Regions from separate parts of the Homo sapiens genome. Here regions 1 and 3 are each linked to region 2. A link is an interaction called in ENCODE POLR2A ChIA-PET data of the cell type or tissue named here. Cell type or tissue: HCT116. All regions are shown on one strand. Region 1 has its middle 18 kb from the start of CALM1. Region 2 has its middle 15 kb from the start of NRDE2. Region 3 holds the start of LOC124903359 (a long non-coding RNA gene).

What was found. ChIA-PET counts read pairs that join two places held together with the same protein. Peaks named below come from ENCODE experiments on the same cell type or tissue, not always from the same donor. Only the 100,000 strongest peaks of a DNase experiment are listed, where the experiment ranks them.
Region 1: POLR2A ChIA-PET joins it to region 2 with 5 read pairs; 6 of 35 experiments call an interaction of 5 or more read pairs at or near these places.
Region 3: POLR2A ChIA-PET joins it to region 2 with 5 read pairs; 3 of 35 experiments call an interaction of 5 or more read pairs at or near these places.

Annotation. Positions count from the first base shown.
Region 1 is chr14:90,412,818-90,417,817 of GRCh38, reverse strand. No RefSeq gene overlaps it. Among named protein-coding and RNA genes, the nearest start is that of CALM1, 18 kb to the right of the region's middle. In HCT116, no CTCF peak of the experiment used is centred here; no DNase peak of the experiment used is centred here.
Region 2 is chr14:90,344,242-90,349,241 of GRCh38, reverse strand. No RefSeq gene overlaps it. Among named protein-coding and RNA genes, the nearest start is that of NRDE2, 15 kb to the right of the region's middle. In HCT116, no CTCF peak of the experiment used is centred here; a DNase peak (open chromatin) is centred at 3,091.
Region 3 is chr14:90,503,072-90,508,071 of GRCh38, reverse strand. LOC124903359 (a long non-coding RNA gene) reads right to left here and starts at 2,328. Exons shown (of 2, transcript XR_007064301.1): 1 at 2,217-2,328; 2 at 1-64. In HCT116, no CTCF peak of the experiment used is centred here; no DNase peak of the experiment used is centred here.

The sequences.
Region 1 (5,000 bases), 69 kb before region 2:
GCATTTTGGGAGGCAGAGGCAGGAGGATCACTTTAGCCCGGGAGTTCGAGACCAGTCTGGGCAACATAGTGAGATCCCTCCTCTATAAAAAATAAATAAACAAACAAATAAATAAAAACAATGGGCCAGGCATGGTGGCTCACGCCTGTAATCCCAGCACTTTGGGAGGCTGAGGTGGGTGGATCGTGAGGTCAGGAGATCAAGACCATCCTGGCTAGCCCAGTGAAACCCCATCTCTACTAAAAACACAAAAAATCAGCTGGGCGTGGTGGCACATACCTGTAGTCCCAGCTACTCAGGAGGCTGAGGCAGGAGAATTGCTTGAACCCGGGAGGCAGAGGTCGCAGTGAGCTGAGATCTTGCCACTGGACTCCAGCCTGGGCAACAGAGTGAGACTCCATCTCAAAAAAAAAACAAAAAAACAAAAAAACAAGGGAGAAAGGCAATTATACTGTAATATTTTAAAATAAAAAAGCTATAATGTATTAAATTTTGCTATATGCTAGACTCTATAAGAATACAATCAGAACAACATTACATTAAAGCCTCTTGGGTTCTGCCTTGACTCTCCAGCCAGGACCATTCCTCCAGGACCGAACCCTGCCATCAACTTGCTGACCTCCCCACCTCCCCCAAACCCGTGAGGAAAACTGATACACAGTCCTTTCTCTAGACTCCAATTCCTGTTACAGTTGATTGGTCCAAGGGTGGGCAGCTTAGCTAAACTGTACCAGAATCCTTTCTCAAAAATGAAACTGGAACTAGGTGTGGGGGCGTGCGCCTGTAGTCCCAGCTATTAGGGATGCTGAGGTGGGAGGAGTGCTTGAACCCAGGAGTTTGAGGCCAGCCAGAGCAACACAGTGAGACCTCATCTCTAAAAAAATAATAAAAATGACAAGTGTTGCAACTGGAACTGAGCCAGATTATCTCTGCCTGGCTAAAGCTGTAGGACGTAAAGCTTAGAAATCGTGCTGGCCACGTTTCCTGCTGTAGGGAAAAGCCAGACTGCAGGAAATGGGAAGGAAGGCAAGGCACGAGACAAGAGAGACAGAGTCTTGATGGAGGAGTGGGAGTCCTCAGTTCCAGAAAAGCCGAAGAAGCCACAGGACATCTGCCCTTCCATGGGCTTGGTTGTTAGCCTGTTCTTCCCCTCATGGGACTCAATTCTTCCACTGAAATAAGCGTTGAATGGTTGGGTGAAAACCAACATGGTCATGATATGTTTTATTTAATGCACTGCTAAATTAAGTTTAATATTTAGATTTGTATATTTTTGCATCTATGTACATAAGACCAGCCTGTAATTTTTTTTCCTTCTTCTGTTCTTGTGTGGTAATTGGTCTTAATATAAGCTCTTTTTTTTAAATTCTATTTTTCTGGAAGAATTTATCAAGAATAGGTAAAAAGTCACAGTGTGATTTTTTTTAAATTCTCTGGGATAATTGTTTTGTTTTCAGTAGTGCTTTATCTATTAGTTCAAAACAGAGGACTCCATATGGTATGGAGCTTAAAACAACCACTATTTTATTTTATCTCGTGATTTTGTGGGTGAAGAATTCAAGCAGAGTTCAGCTGGATGGTTCTTCCACTCTGTGTAGGTCAACTGAGGCTACCTGGTGTTATTCAGCTGGTGAATGACCTCGTCTAGAGGATCCAAAATGGCCTCGCTTACATGTCTGGCACCTGGATGGGGATGGCAGAAAGAATGGCCCAGTTGGCCAGGTGCAGTGGCTCATGCTTATAATCCCAGCCCTTTGGGAGGCCAAGGTGGGTGGATCACTTGAGGCCAGGCATTCAAGACCAGTCTGGGCAACATGGCAAAACCCTGTCTCTACTAAAAATACAAAAAAAAAAAAAATAGCTGGGTGTGTTAGCACGCGCCTGTAATCCCAGCTACTTGGGAGGCTGAGGTGGGAGAATTGGTTGAACCTGGGAGGCGGAGGTTGCGGTAAGCCAAGATCGCGCCACTGCACTCCAGCCTGGGCGACACAGTGAGACTCCATATCAAAAAAAAAAAAAAAAAAAAATTATGGGACAAAGATTTCCCTCATTCAGTGGGAAAGTAACATCATTTTATAAGCATCCATCACAAATACATATACTTTAAACTACTGCTTCAATTTCTTGAACAGTTTATTTTAAATTTTCGATTTCTACTTGAGTCCATTTTCTAGGAAATTTAGGAAATTGTCCATTTTATGCATCTTCATATTTACTAGCATCAATCTTTTCTTTTCTTTTCTTATTTTTTTTTTTACACAGAGGGGGTGTAGCTATATTGCCCAGGCTAGTCTCAAACTCCTGGCCTCAAGCTATTCTCCCACATCAGCATCCCATCGTGCTGGGATTACAGGCATGAGCCACTGCGCTTGGCCACATCAACTTTTTAATAATACACTTAAAAAAAAAATCTCTGGTTTATGATTGCACTACTGCACTCCAGCCTGGATGACAGAACAAGACCCTGTCTCTAAAACAAACAAACAAAAAGAACCATTTTTTAAAAAATCAGCACTCCCTGAAGTTTGTCTAATAATCTTTTTTTCACTTGAAACACCAGAAATTAGATTTTATTTTAAAGCTATAATAATTAAACAGCATATGAGTGAATGCAATAATAGGAGAAAATAATCAATGATACATGAAACATCGCCTGCAATATAAGCAGGTTCCAGGATAACATTAGGTTTCTGTAATGTTCTCATCACTTTCTTGACTTTAAAAAAAATTGTGGTAAAACATATAAAATTAATCATTTTAACCATTGTTAAGTATACAGCTCGGTGACATTAAGTATATTCACACTGTTGTGCAGCCATCACCACCATCCATCTCCACAAGTTTGCTTTTTTTTGTTTTTGTTTTTGTCTCTTGTCACCCAGACTGGTGTGCAGTGGTGTGATCTTGGCTCACTGCAACTTCTGCCTCCTGGGTTCAAGCGATTCTCCCACCTCAGCCTCCCAAGTAGCTGGGACTACAGGCATGTGCCACCATGCTTGGCTAATTTTTGTATTTCTAGTAGAGACAGGGTTTCACTGTGTTGGCCAGGCTGGTCTTGAACTCTTGACCTCAGGTGATCCACCCACCCCAGCCTCCCAAAGTGCTGGGATTACAGGTTTGAGCCACTGCAGCCGGCCCAGAAGTTTTTCATTCTACAAAACTGAAACTCTATACCCATCAAACAATAACGCCTCATTCCCTTGTCTGTGGCAACCATCCATTCTACTTTCTGTGTGAATTTCACTACCCTAAGTACTTCATATAAATGGAATCATACAGTATTTGTTTTGTTGTGCCTGGCTTATTTCACTTAGCCTGTCTTCAAGATTCATCCGCATTGTAGCATGTGTCAGAATTCCCTTACTTTTAAAGGCTGAATAATATTCTCTTCTATGTCTGTACCATATTTTATCTTTCCTTCCGTCAGTGGACATTTGGGTGCTTCCACCTTTGCCTATTTCGAAAAATGTTGCTATGAATATAAGTGTACAAATATCTATTTAAGTCCCTGCTTTCAATTCTTTTGGGTCTGTAACCAGAATTGGAATTGCTGGATCATATGGTAATTCCATGTTTAATTTTTTTGACAAACTGCCATGCTTTTTGTAAAAGAGCCCACTTTTTGTCTGTGTCGATCTTCTTTGTTTTGTTTCTCATTAATTTCTGTGGTTATCCTTGATACTTTCCTTCTACTTTCTTTGAGCTTATTCTATTCTTTTGCTAGCCTAAGTTGGATGCTTAGCTTATTTATTTTTAGCCTTTCTACTTTTCCATTATAAGCATTTTAAGGCTATAAATTTTTTTTTTTAGATGGAGTCTTGCTCTGTTGCCCAGGCTGGAGAGCAGCGGCACAATCTCAGATCACTGCAACCTCCACTGCCCAGGTTCAAGCGATTCTCATGCCTCAGCCTCCTGAGTAGCTGGGACTACAGGTGCCTGCCACCACACCCAGCTAATTTTTGTGTTTTGAGTAGAAACAAGGTTTCACCTTGTTGGCCAGGCTGGTCTCGAACTCCTGACCTCAGGTGATCCACCCACCTTGGCCTCCCAAAGTGCTGGGATTACAGGCATGAGCCGCCACACCCGGCCAAGGCTATACATTTCTAAGTACTGCTTAAGTTGTACCTCATTTTGAAATGTAGAATTTTCTTTCATTCAATCCTAAATATTTTCTAGATTTTCGTTATGATTTCTTCTTACCCATGTGTTATTAGAAGTGGATTTTAATTTTCTAAACAGTTATTTTTAAAGTTGTATTTTTGGAATTATTTTCTAGGTCAATATGATAGGATTTTTAAAGTAGTTGTTGAGATTTACCCTATGATCTAACAGGTAGTCAATCCTAATTATCTATTTAATTAATATCTTCTTAATTGATATTTGTTAGTAACTTTATTACACTAATATCATTAATTTGTTGTTTATATAATTATATATTTGTATTTACAATTATATATTATAACCACATAGTTATATTGTTTATTAATTTGTGATTAATAATAGTGCTGATTAATATTTAATATTTCAAATGTGCATTCTCTACTTGCTGGGTCTAATGTTCTATGTATATACAAGAGATCAAACTTGTTAATTCTGTGGTTCAAATCTTCTATTGTCTGGTTGATTTCTCAATTACCAGAAGTATATTAAAATCTCTATAATAATGGATTTCTTATTCTTACCATTGTTAATTCTTACTTGATGCATTTTCATGCTATGCCTGCATCAGTTCTTACATATTAAAGTTGGTATATGTTGTAGGCCAGGCATGGTGGCTCATACCTGTAATCCCAACACTTTGGAAGGCAGAGGCAGGCAGATCACTTGAGGCCAGGAGTTCGAGACCAGCCCGGCCAACATGGCAAAACCCCATCTCTACTAAAAATACAAAAATTAGCTGGGTGTGGTGGCACATGCCAGTAATTCCAGGATTTGAACACAGATGTTTGAATACACAGCCTGGGTAAATTTCACTACATCTTGTTGATTTCTCTCAAAGA
Region 2 (5,000 bases):
TCCAGAACCTCTTTGCTGCATGGAGGCAGTGTGAGTCGAAGTCGAAATAGCACGTCTCTTTGCTGTTCTAGATTCTCTGCCTAAATCACTCCCTTGACAGCTGGAGCATCAGTGTCTATTGACCCTGTAACCTGTACTCAGATGGGAACTCTTTGGTAACTGCTCTCCTAAGAGAGGTAAGGGAAAACAATATGGTTAGTTTCCAAAATATCTGGGGCTGTCGTCCACCTTGTTCAAGAAATCGTAACTCTGACATTTGGATTTGGGGAATTCATCAGTTCTGACTGGGAGCAAAGTGACACACCTATTCCAGACACTGAGATGGGAGGTCTCTCTGAATCTTCCCTCAGTCTCCCTCCCAGGCCGTTGCCACCTTCCCGAAGGGTCTGGTGGTCTGGTGGTCCTTGGACAGGCCACGTAGAACACTGCATGGGTCCAGGCTGGGACTGACCATGCCATATGAACCCCAGATATGAATGCTAGTCATGACTCTCAGAACCTACACCCTCTGTTCACTATATATAACCTACACTTATCTGAAGAACCCGGAAAGTAGACACGTTAGAATGCATTATTTTGGTATTTCTGGGCAGAGAGGTTTATTTGCTAAAATAACTTTCTGTGTCAGTTTCAGAGGCCAAAAGCAATCTTTACTTCCCAAGGGCTACATAGCCTTTGGAACCCATTAGGATGGTTATGGCATAATAGGCCTAAAAGACTGTCACTCTCCAGAACTTGCAAAAACTGGAATTATTTTATTTTATTTATTTATTCATTTTATTTTTTTATTTTAATTTATTTTATTTATTTATTTATTTTATACTCACTCTGCTGCCCAGGCTAGTGACACAGTCATAGCTTACTGCAGCCTCGAACTCCTGGCCTCAAGGAATGCCTCGTCTTTGACCTCCCAAAGTCTGTCATTTGTTTATTTATGTATGAAGAGTCTTGCTCTGTCACCCAGTCTGGAGTGCAGTGGTGCGATCTCAGCTCACTGCAACCTCCGCCTCCCGGTTCGAGCGATTCTCCTGCCTCCGCCTCCTGAGTAGCTGGGATTACAGGCTTGCGCCACCATGCCCAGCTAATTTTTCTATTTTTTGGTAAAGACGGGGTTTCACCATGTTGGCCAGGCTGGTCTCCAATTCCTGACTTCAAGTGATCTGCCCACCTTGGCCTCCCAAAGTGCTGGGATTACAGGTGTGAGCCACCATGCCCAGCCATATGCATATCTGATTGCCTCCTTTGAAACGGCTAATCAGAAACTCAAAAGAATGCAGCCATTTGTGTCTCACCTATCTGTGACCTGGAAGCTCCCTCCCTGTTTCCTGCCTTTGCTTCATGTTGTTCTGCCTTTCCAGATGGAGCCAATATACTTCTTACATATACTGATTGATATCTCGTGTCTCCCTAAAATGTATAAAGCCAAGTAGGCCGGGCGCGGTGGCTCCCCAGCACTTTGGGAGGCCGAGGCGGGCGGATCACGAGGTCAGGAGATTGAGACCATCCTGGCTAACACGGTGAAACCCCGTCTCTACTAAAAATACAAAAAATTAGCCGGGCATGGTGGTGGGCGCCTGTAGTCCCAGCTACTCAGGAGGCTGAGGCAGGAGAATGGTGTGAACCCGGGAGGCGGAGCTTGCAGTGAGCCGAGACTGAGCCACTGCACTCCAGCCTGGGTGACAGAGCGAGACTCCATCTCAAAAAGAAAAAAAAAAAAAGCCAAGCTGTGTCCCGACCACCTTGGGCACATGTCATCAGGACTTCCCAAGGCTGTGTCACAGGCGCATCCTCAACCTTGACAAAATAAACTTTCTAAATTAACTGAGACCTGTCTCAGATTTCCTGGGTCCACAACAGTAAGACTTGAAGCCAAAGATTTTTCTCCTTGGCCCCAAAAAAGCAAATGATCCAAACCTGCCTTGGTTCTGCTCAGCTGGAGGAACCAGGGTCAGCTGGGTGGGAACCTGTCCTGAGTGAGGAGTTCCTGGAGGATCTTACACAGGCCTCATCAAAGGGAGAGGTTTAAGTCAAGGAGGACGCAGGGAAGGAGCTCAAGCCTCAAACTCCCAGGCTCAAGCCATCCTCCCACCTCAGCCTCCTGAGTAGTTGGGACTTTTAAATTCTTTGTAGAGAAGGGGGTTTCACTCCCATTTCTGAGCATGCTGTTTTCAATGTGGACTTCATGAGCAAGAAAATTCATCTGACTGAGAATGGGATAAGGGCAGATATACAATAATCTACCTGGTTCATTAAACTCACGCAAGTTGGAGATTTATCCGGGTTTCTAGGAATACTACTACTCTCATTGTGTCTACTGATTGGCTATCAGAACCTTAGGCTGGACTTAAATAGATTGGTTTCATTTCTAACCATCCAATTCTGCATGTAATCATAATTCTACCCTAAGTCATCTTTGATTTCTGGACCTAATAAATTTTTTCCCCTTATTAAAAAAAAAAAGCCAGGTGTGTTGGCTCATGCCTGTAATCCCAGCACTTTGGGAGGCTGAGGCACGAGGATAACCTGAGGCCAGGAGTTCAAGATCAGTCTGGCCAACATGGTGAAACCCCGTCTCTACTAAAAATACAAAAATGAGCTGGGTGTGGTGGCGGGCACCTGTAATCCCAGTACTCAGGAGGCTGAGGCAGGAGAATTGCTTGAACCTGGGAGGCAAAGGTTGCAGTGAGCTGAGATAGTGCCACTCCACTCCAGCCTGGGCAACAAGAGCGAAACTCCGTCTCAAAAAAAAAAAAAAAAAAGAAAGACAAGTGGGTTATGTTGCCCAGGCTGGTCTTGAACCCCTGGGCTCAAGCTAAAATGCTGGGTTTGCCTCTCTAATCACTGGGATTAAAGGTATGAGTCGCCACACCTGTCCTGAAACACTTTCCTTTCAAGTGGCACATTTTTTTCCTTTTGTTTTTTATTGGCACATTTTAAATACCTGTAGGTCTAGGACCACCAGGCAGAGTGGGCTGAACAGACTGGAAGAAACCTTCAGTCCAGGGACTACTTGGAATCCCTGTGGCTGTGTGTTTACCACAGTCAGGCCAGCAGGGCTTGCAGGTGCTGAATTTGGACTCCCACTGAGCCCATTTGCGGCTTCTGTCACCTTGCCAACGGCTCCTCCTCGCTCCCCACTGCTCTAGTAGTGATTCTGGAAGCAGCCCAATGAGGCCTCCTCTAACCTTTCTTTGCCTCAGCCTCACCTCCCTGTGAGTTTTACAGCAGGGACCATGTTCCAGTGGCATGCCCCTCCTGGTAATGACACAGGGTTTCCAGGAGATTAAAACCTCCCCCAGGGGCATGTCATCTCGGTGTTATATGCTCTCAACCCCTAGAGCCCAGGACAGTGCTAGGAATCTTGTCAGGGCTATATAAAATAAATAGGAGGGCCGGGTGTGGTGGCTCACGCCTGTAATCCCAGCACTTTGGGAGGCTGAGGCGGGTGGATCATGAGGTCAGGAGTTCGAGACCATCCTGCTGAACACGGTGAAACCTCATCTCTATTAAAAATACAAAAAAATTAGCCAGGTATGGTGGCAGGCGCCTGTAGTCCCAGCTATACAGGAGGCTGAGGCAAGAGAATGGCGTGAACCCAGGAGGCGGAGCTTGCAATGAGCTGAGATGGCTCCAATGCACTCCAGCCAGGGCGACAGAGGGAGACTCCATCTCCAATAAATAAATGAATAAATAAATAAAATAAATAGGAAAAGAAATCAAATGCATGGACACATTGAGGTATTGGTGCATAGCATAGCAATCACTGCTGGCACTTTGAAAGGTTTGTAGGATGATATGACACAATGTCAGTCCTGTCAAAATCTCAGCTTCCTCTTGCTAATACACTGGATCCTAGAGATTCTTGCTTTTGAGCTGTGTGGATAAGGATGGCTTGCTATGACTTGTACAGTGACTCAAAGGCAGAAGACCAGGATTTCCCATGCATTCTGGTTGTGAAAGGTTCACTTCTGGAAGGTTATTCACAAGCTCACAAACATGGAAACCAATGTTGCTGGCTGGCACATGAGAGATACTAATTTAGTCTTTTGTCTTTATTACGTGATCCCATTTAAAAGAAAATCTCCCCAGCACTGTTTATCTGCTTTCTCAGAGTCTCATGCTGTGATGCATAAAGTTTACAGTAATTGAAAAAGTAACGACTAACACCCAAGGTGGTAAATAAATCACCAAGTTCACTAATTCAAAGCACTGAACATCCATTTGTAGAACACTACAGCACGATGTAAAATAACATTACCCCACAGCATAAAAACGGGAAAGTGGGAATTAATTTTCTTTTAATTTTTAATGCACTTTGGCTGATAAAGATATTAAACATTAACAAAATTTAACATATACGCTGGCATTTATTAAACCACTGACTTGCAAGCAAAATAAGCGACATGTATTTTTAAAGCATTAAAGATTCCCTGCTGATAATTAGCTTGAAGGTCAAGGAGGAAACCATTATCAGCATATTCTGCAGAATCCCCTGTAGATTATACAGCCCATATGCTGAGGGAATGTGAAAAGTTGCAATCAGCTGCTTGATACTCCTGAGAGATGTTGAAAGACATTATGCTCTCACTAGTTCTGATGAATCCGTTAGCTAAACATTTGAGGATAGTGAAAAATAAGGGGGTGAATTTCCATCCTCGATGCCACCTTTCAGTCTAACATGGAAAGATCTGTGTCTTCTGCTTAAGCCAATCAAGCTGCATTGTGGAGGTTCTGTCCATGACATAAGCATCTCTAATGAGGCAGGATGGAGAACTGCACTAGGAATGTTGCTTCGTCTAAATGACTGTCACCACCATGCAACATTTCATTGCTGAGGTCTTTGAATTTAAGGGCCCTGACTTGAATTTTGATTCTTTCTATACAAAAACGCCTTCAAAATAAGAAGCAAATAGGGATGATTTTTCACTAAGGGAAAGCGATGTCATGCCTGGGACTGAATTAGTTGGTAAACCAATCAGGTACAATACCAATATGTGCTG
Region 3 (5,000 bases), 160 kb before region 2:
AAGGGACGGGTATTGGCGCCATGCTGTAAGAAGCACAGTGGCTTGGGAGGTATTGTGGTCAGCTCTGGAAAAGACAACCGCCATATTAGTAAATATTTATTGCAAACCTACTGTGAGCCAGGCACTAAACACTGGGAATCCAGACGTGAACCACAGACACCAGTCCCTGCCTCATGGAGCTGACATTCTAGTAGGGGAAGCCAGACCATCGAGCAAATAAATAAATGCAATGGCGCGTTAAGTGGAGGTGAGCGCTAAGGAGAACAAGCAGTCAAGGACCAGGGCAGGCAGGGAGAGGGCTGAGTGACAAGAGGGTCCTCTCCCCACATGTCTGGTCCCCTCTGCGGTGACGTCTGGGGATGAGACTCCAGGAGAGGGATAGCCTGAGCAGAGGCACTGAGGTGGGGGATGTCAGGGGCTTGGGCCACAACTCAGAAGCAGCAGAGCTGGAGTTGAGAGAGGGAGGAGAGTGCGAGGTGAGGGCGGTCAGGCAGTGGGGCCAGGACGGGCAGGTGGTCAGCCTTAGCGGGGACTTTGGCCTCTGCCTTGAGCAAAGCAGGGACTGTGGAGAGTTTTGAGCAGGAACAGAGAACCTCTCTCACTCTAAGAGCAGGACTGGATGTATAAGAACAGTTCTCCCCCACCACCATGGCCCACGTTAACCTATGTAACATGTAACAAACCTGCACATCCTGCACATGTACCCCGGAACTTAAAATAAAAATAATTTTTTTTAAAAAAAAGAACAATTCTCCCCAACCCCCAGCCTCTGCTTGCATGCCTCTAAGAATATGGGACTCACCCCTTCATTGCTTATCGGGTCTTTCTTGTCGTGAATGAACATAAGTCTCTTTGCTACGTCCCCCGCATTACAGTTGGGCTCTGGGGCCATTGAATGGATCTGTCACCATCCCTTGGTGTTTTAGGGGTGGATGCCTAACTCTCTGAGTCTTCACACTAAACCAATCCCACCCAGTTCTTTCCTCAGTCCATATACACGCGCCACTACCTCTTGAACGCTCACCATTTTGGTCATTTATATGTGTCCTTTTTCTAAACCAGGGGGTGGCGAACTACAGCCCAAAGGCCAAATCTGGCCCACCACTTCTTTGTGCAAATAAAGTTTTATTGGAACACAGCCACACCCATTCATTTACTGTTGTGCTTGGCCGCTTTTGTGCTATACTGGCAGAGTAGTTGAGTTACTACAGTGGAGACTGTATGACTCGCAAAGTTTAAAATATTTACCCTCTGGCCCTTTACAGAGGAAGTTTTCTGATGCTCTCCTAAATGTGTGTGCCTTAAGTTTCACCCCAATCACTCAGCTGCTGCTGAAAGCAGATTGGAAGGGGCAAGGAGGCCTATCAGAAGGCCAGGCTCTTAAAGATGAGCAGTAATAATCCCAAAGTATAATACTTTCACACATTTGCTATAAATTTGTGCAATTCAAATATTAATTCAGGCTGAGCACAGTGGCTCACGCCTGTAAATCCCAGTGTTTTGGGAGACCTAGGCACAAGGATTGCTTGAGCCCAGGAGCTTGAGACCAGCCTGGGCAATGTAGCCAGATCCTCTGTGTAAAAAAAAAAATTTTTTTTTTTTGGAGATTGAGTCTCACTCTGTCACCCAGGCTGGAGTGCGGTGACGCAATCTCAGCTCACTGCAACCTCTGCCTCCTGGGTTCAAGTGATTCTCCTGCCTCAGCCTCCTGAGTAGCTGGGATTACAGGCACGTACCACCATGCCCGGCTAATTTTGGTATTTTTAGTAGAGACAGGGTTTCACCATGTTGGTCAGGCTGGTCTCCCACTCCTGACCTCGTGATCCACCTGCCTCGGCCTTCCAAAGTGCTGGGATTACAGGCATGAGCTACCGTGCCTGGCCCAAAACAATTTTTTAAAAATTAGCCAAGCGTGGTGGTGTGCACCTGTAGTCCCAGCTACTCAGGGGGCTGAGGCAAGAGGATCGCTTGAACCCAGGAGTTGGAGGCTGTGGTGAGCTATGATCACGCCACTGAACTTTAGCCTGGAGCAAGACCCCGTGTCAATAAACAAATAAATAATAAAAAGATGAATTTATACAAACACATGTTTTAAAATTAGACTTTATGCCTAGTTCTCCATAAAGATTTCTATGACACGTCTCTGCTTGCGTAAATACATATTGCTGTGTGTTTTCGTGAATGACCACCCCAACACAGAAGGCCTGGAATCTTACCTTCAATCCTTCCGTTCCGCCTGTCGAACACCAGCTAGGAACAGAGCAGGGGGGCATCCTCAGGTGCAATTAAAAACCGCAGATTTTTAACTCTGAAAAATAACAACATTAAAAACCGCAGTGGGTGCAAGGCCCACAAAGGGCTGAGTGTCTGAGGCCTGGCGGCAGGGATTGGCCAACTCTGCACAAGAGAAGGCAAGAAAACCCAACCCCGCATGGCAGGGCCGGCCTCCCTGGGAAACTTGGACTTGCCCCCGACTTTCCGAAGCAGAGGTTTGCTCAGTCTCTGTGGTCGTGAAGCATGGAAGGCAATCTCTGAATTGTTTTCCAGAAAGAAACGGAGAAAACAAAAACTAAGTTGCAGTTTGAAAATATCTGCTTTGTTTTACTTAAAGAAAACAGGCAGCAGGACTCACATACTTAGATGGAGAGGCTAAAACAGGGAAGTCTTTTTTTTTTTTTTTTTTTTTTTTTTGAGATGGAGTTTTGTTCTTTTTGCCCAGGCTGGAGTGCAATGGCACGATCTTGGCTCACTGCAACCTCCACCTTCCGGGTTCAAGCGATTCTCCTGCCTCAGCCTCCCGAGTAGCTGGGATTACAGGCATGTGCCACCATGCCCGGCTAATTTTTGTATTTTTAGTAGAGATGGGGTTTCTCTATTTTAGTCAGGCTGGTGTCAAACTCCCGACCTCAGGTGATCCGCCTGCCTGGGCCTCCCAAAATGCTGGGATTACAGGCATGAGCCATTGTGCCTGGCCAAACAGGGAAGTCTTTACCTCTCTTCGATGGAAACTTCCAGAATCTGTATCCCTCGGTCACTAAACTGTGTGGCCTCTTCTGACCTCTCTTGCCTTTGGTTCTGGGTCCGTGTCTGTGTAATAGAAACTCCAGGCCCCCCCGCTTGACCCCCACCCAGGGCTGCTGGAAGGCTCGCTGAGAGGGTGAAGGTGGAAGTTCCAGGGGAAGTGACTGCCAGGTGTCCCAGCGTGGGGACTGTGCATGGAAGGACATTGGAGAAGGGAGTGGCTGGGATCCCAGGCATGGATCTTCTGGGTCATGGCCGCCCACCTGGGATGCAGAGATGCGGGGCAGTGTGTGGATACCACAGGTGTGCAAGCATCTTCTGGAAACTTGATTAGTGAAGTTGGTGTGTGAGGAGCTGAGAAAAAGAGCAGGGGGCCGGGAACGGTTGGCTCATGCCTGTAATCTCAGCGCTTTGGGAGACCAAGGTGGGAGAATTGCTTGAGCCCAGAAGTTGGAGACCACCCTGGGCGACATAGTGCGATCCTGTCTCTATGAAAAATGTAAAAATTAGCCAAGCATGATGCTGCATGCCTGTAGACCCAGCTACTTGGGAGGCTGAGATAGGAGGATTGCTTAAGACCAGTAATTTGAGACTGCACTCAGCTATGATGGTGCCACTGCACTCTAGCCTGGGTGACAGAGCAAGACTCTGTCTCTAAAATAAATAAATAGGCCAGGTATAGTGGCTCATGCCTGCAATCCCAGCACTTTGGGAGGCTGAGGTGGGCAGATCACCTGAGGTCAGGAGTTCGAGACCAGCTTGGCCAACACGGTGAAACACCGCCTCTACTAAAAACATAAAAATCAGCCGGGTGTGGTGGCGTGTGCTTGTAGTTCCAGCTACTTAGGAGGCTGAGGCATGAGAATGGCTTGAACCCTGGAAGCAGAGGTTGCAGTGAGCCAAGATCGTGCCATTGCACTCCAGCCTGGGTGGCAGAGCAAGACTGTGTCTCAAATAAAATAAAATAAAATAAATACATCGATAGACAGATATAGATAAATAGATAAAAAAGAAAGAGAGCAGAAAGTGCTACCAGGAGAGGAGAGGGCTGGGGACACCATAGAGGCTCAGCTATTGGACCTTCACCATGGGGGAGGAGGTGAGGGCACCAGGGACCAAGGGCACAGACTCCTCCACACCCAGGCCCTGTTCTGGGTTCAATGAGGGCAGCCTGACCTGCCTGCTCACCTCCCCCAAGGGTTCCCTGGGCACCCAGACCAATGCTGCCCAACATTTTCTGTGTCATGGCCCTGGCAGGGTGCCTGGGTGCTGGCACTGGGCCAGATCTCTTCTTCCTGCTCCAGAATGTGCCCAGGGTCACATTCGGTATGGAAAGGCAGCCGCCCCTGCCCAGGCCTCCCCAGCCTCAACCCTTGGTTGAGGTCATTTCCCTTTCTCATGCGTTCCATGAAAAATCTCTCCCTAGGTTAGCGGTCAGGCAGACCTTGCTCTGAACGAACCTCCTGGGAGAGATGGGAAGTGGAAAGCAGAATGCAGAGCTCTGGGTGGAGTTAGCTGAGCTGAGCTCGTTAGGTATCGCAGGACCCGGACATGACCTCGACAGGCTGAGCCCATGTCCTCTGAAACCACCTTGAATCTATTAGGCTAACTGGCCTCTAGCATTCTAGTTTTCCTTAATAACCACAAATAGATTACTTGTTTATTGACTAAAGTCAAAATATACAAGATAAATGTAGCAGATCTGGCAATGGAGGCCGGCTGCAGGGGCCACCTGGGAGTTCCAGACTGCCTTCTGAGGGAGCTGACCAGCTGAAGGGGCATAAGAACTCTCACGTCTAGCCATGAATCCAGGCATCCAGCCATTAATTCACCCATCCTTCCATTCTTCCTTCTCTAACCTCTTACATTGTTCCTTTCAGCCTTTCATTCTTCCATCAGTCCATCCAAACATCCATCCATCATTTCATCCTTTATTTCCTTTCATCCTTCCATTAATTTATCTCACTATTAATAGAATC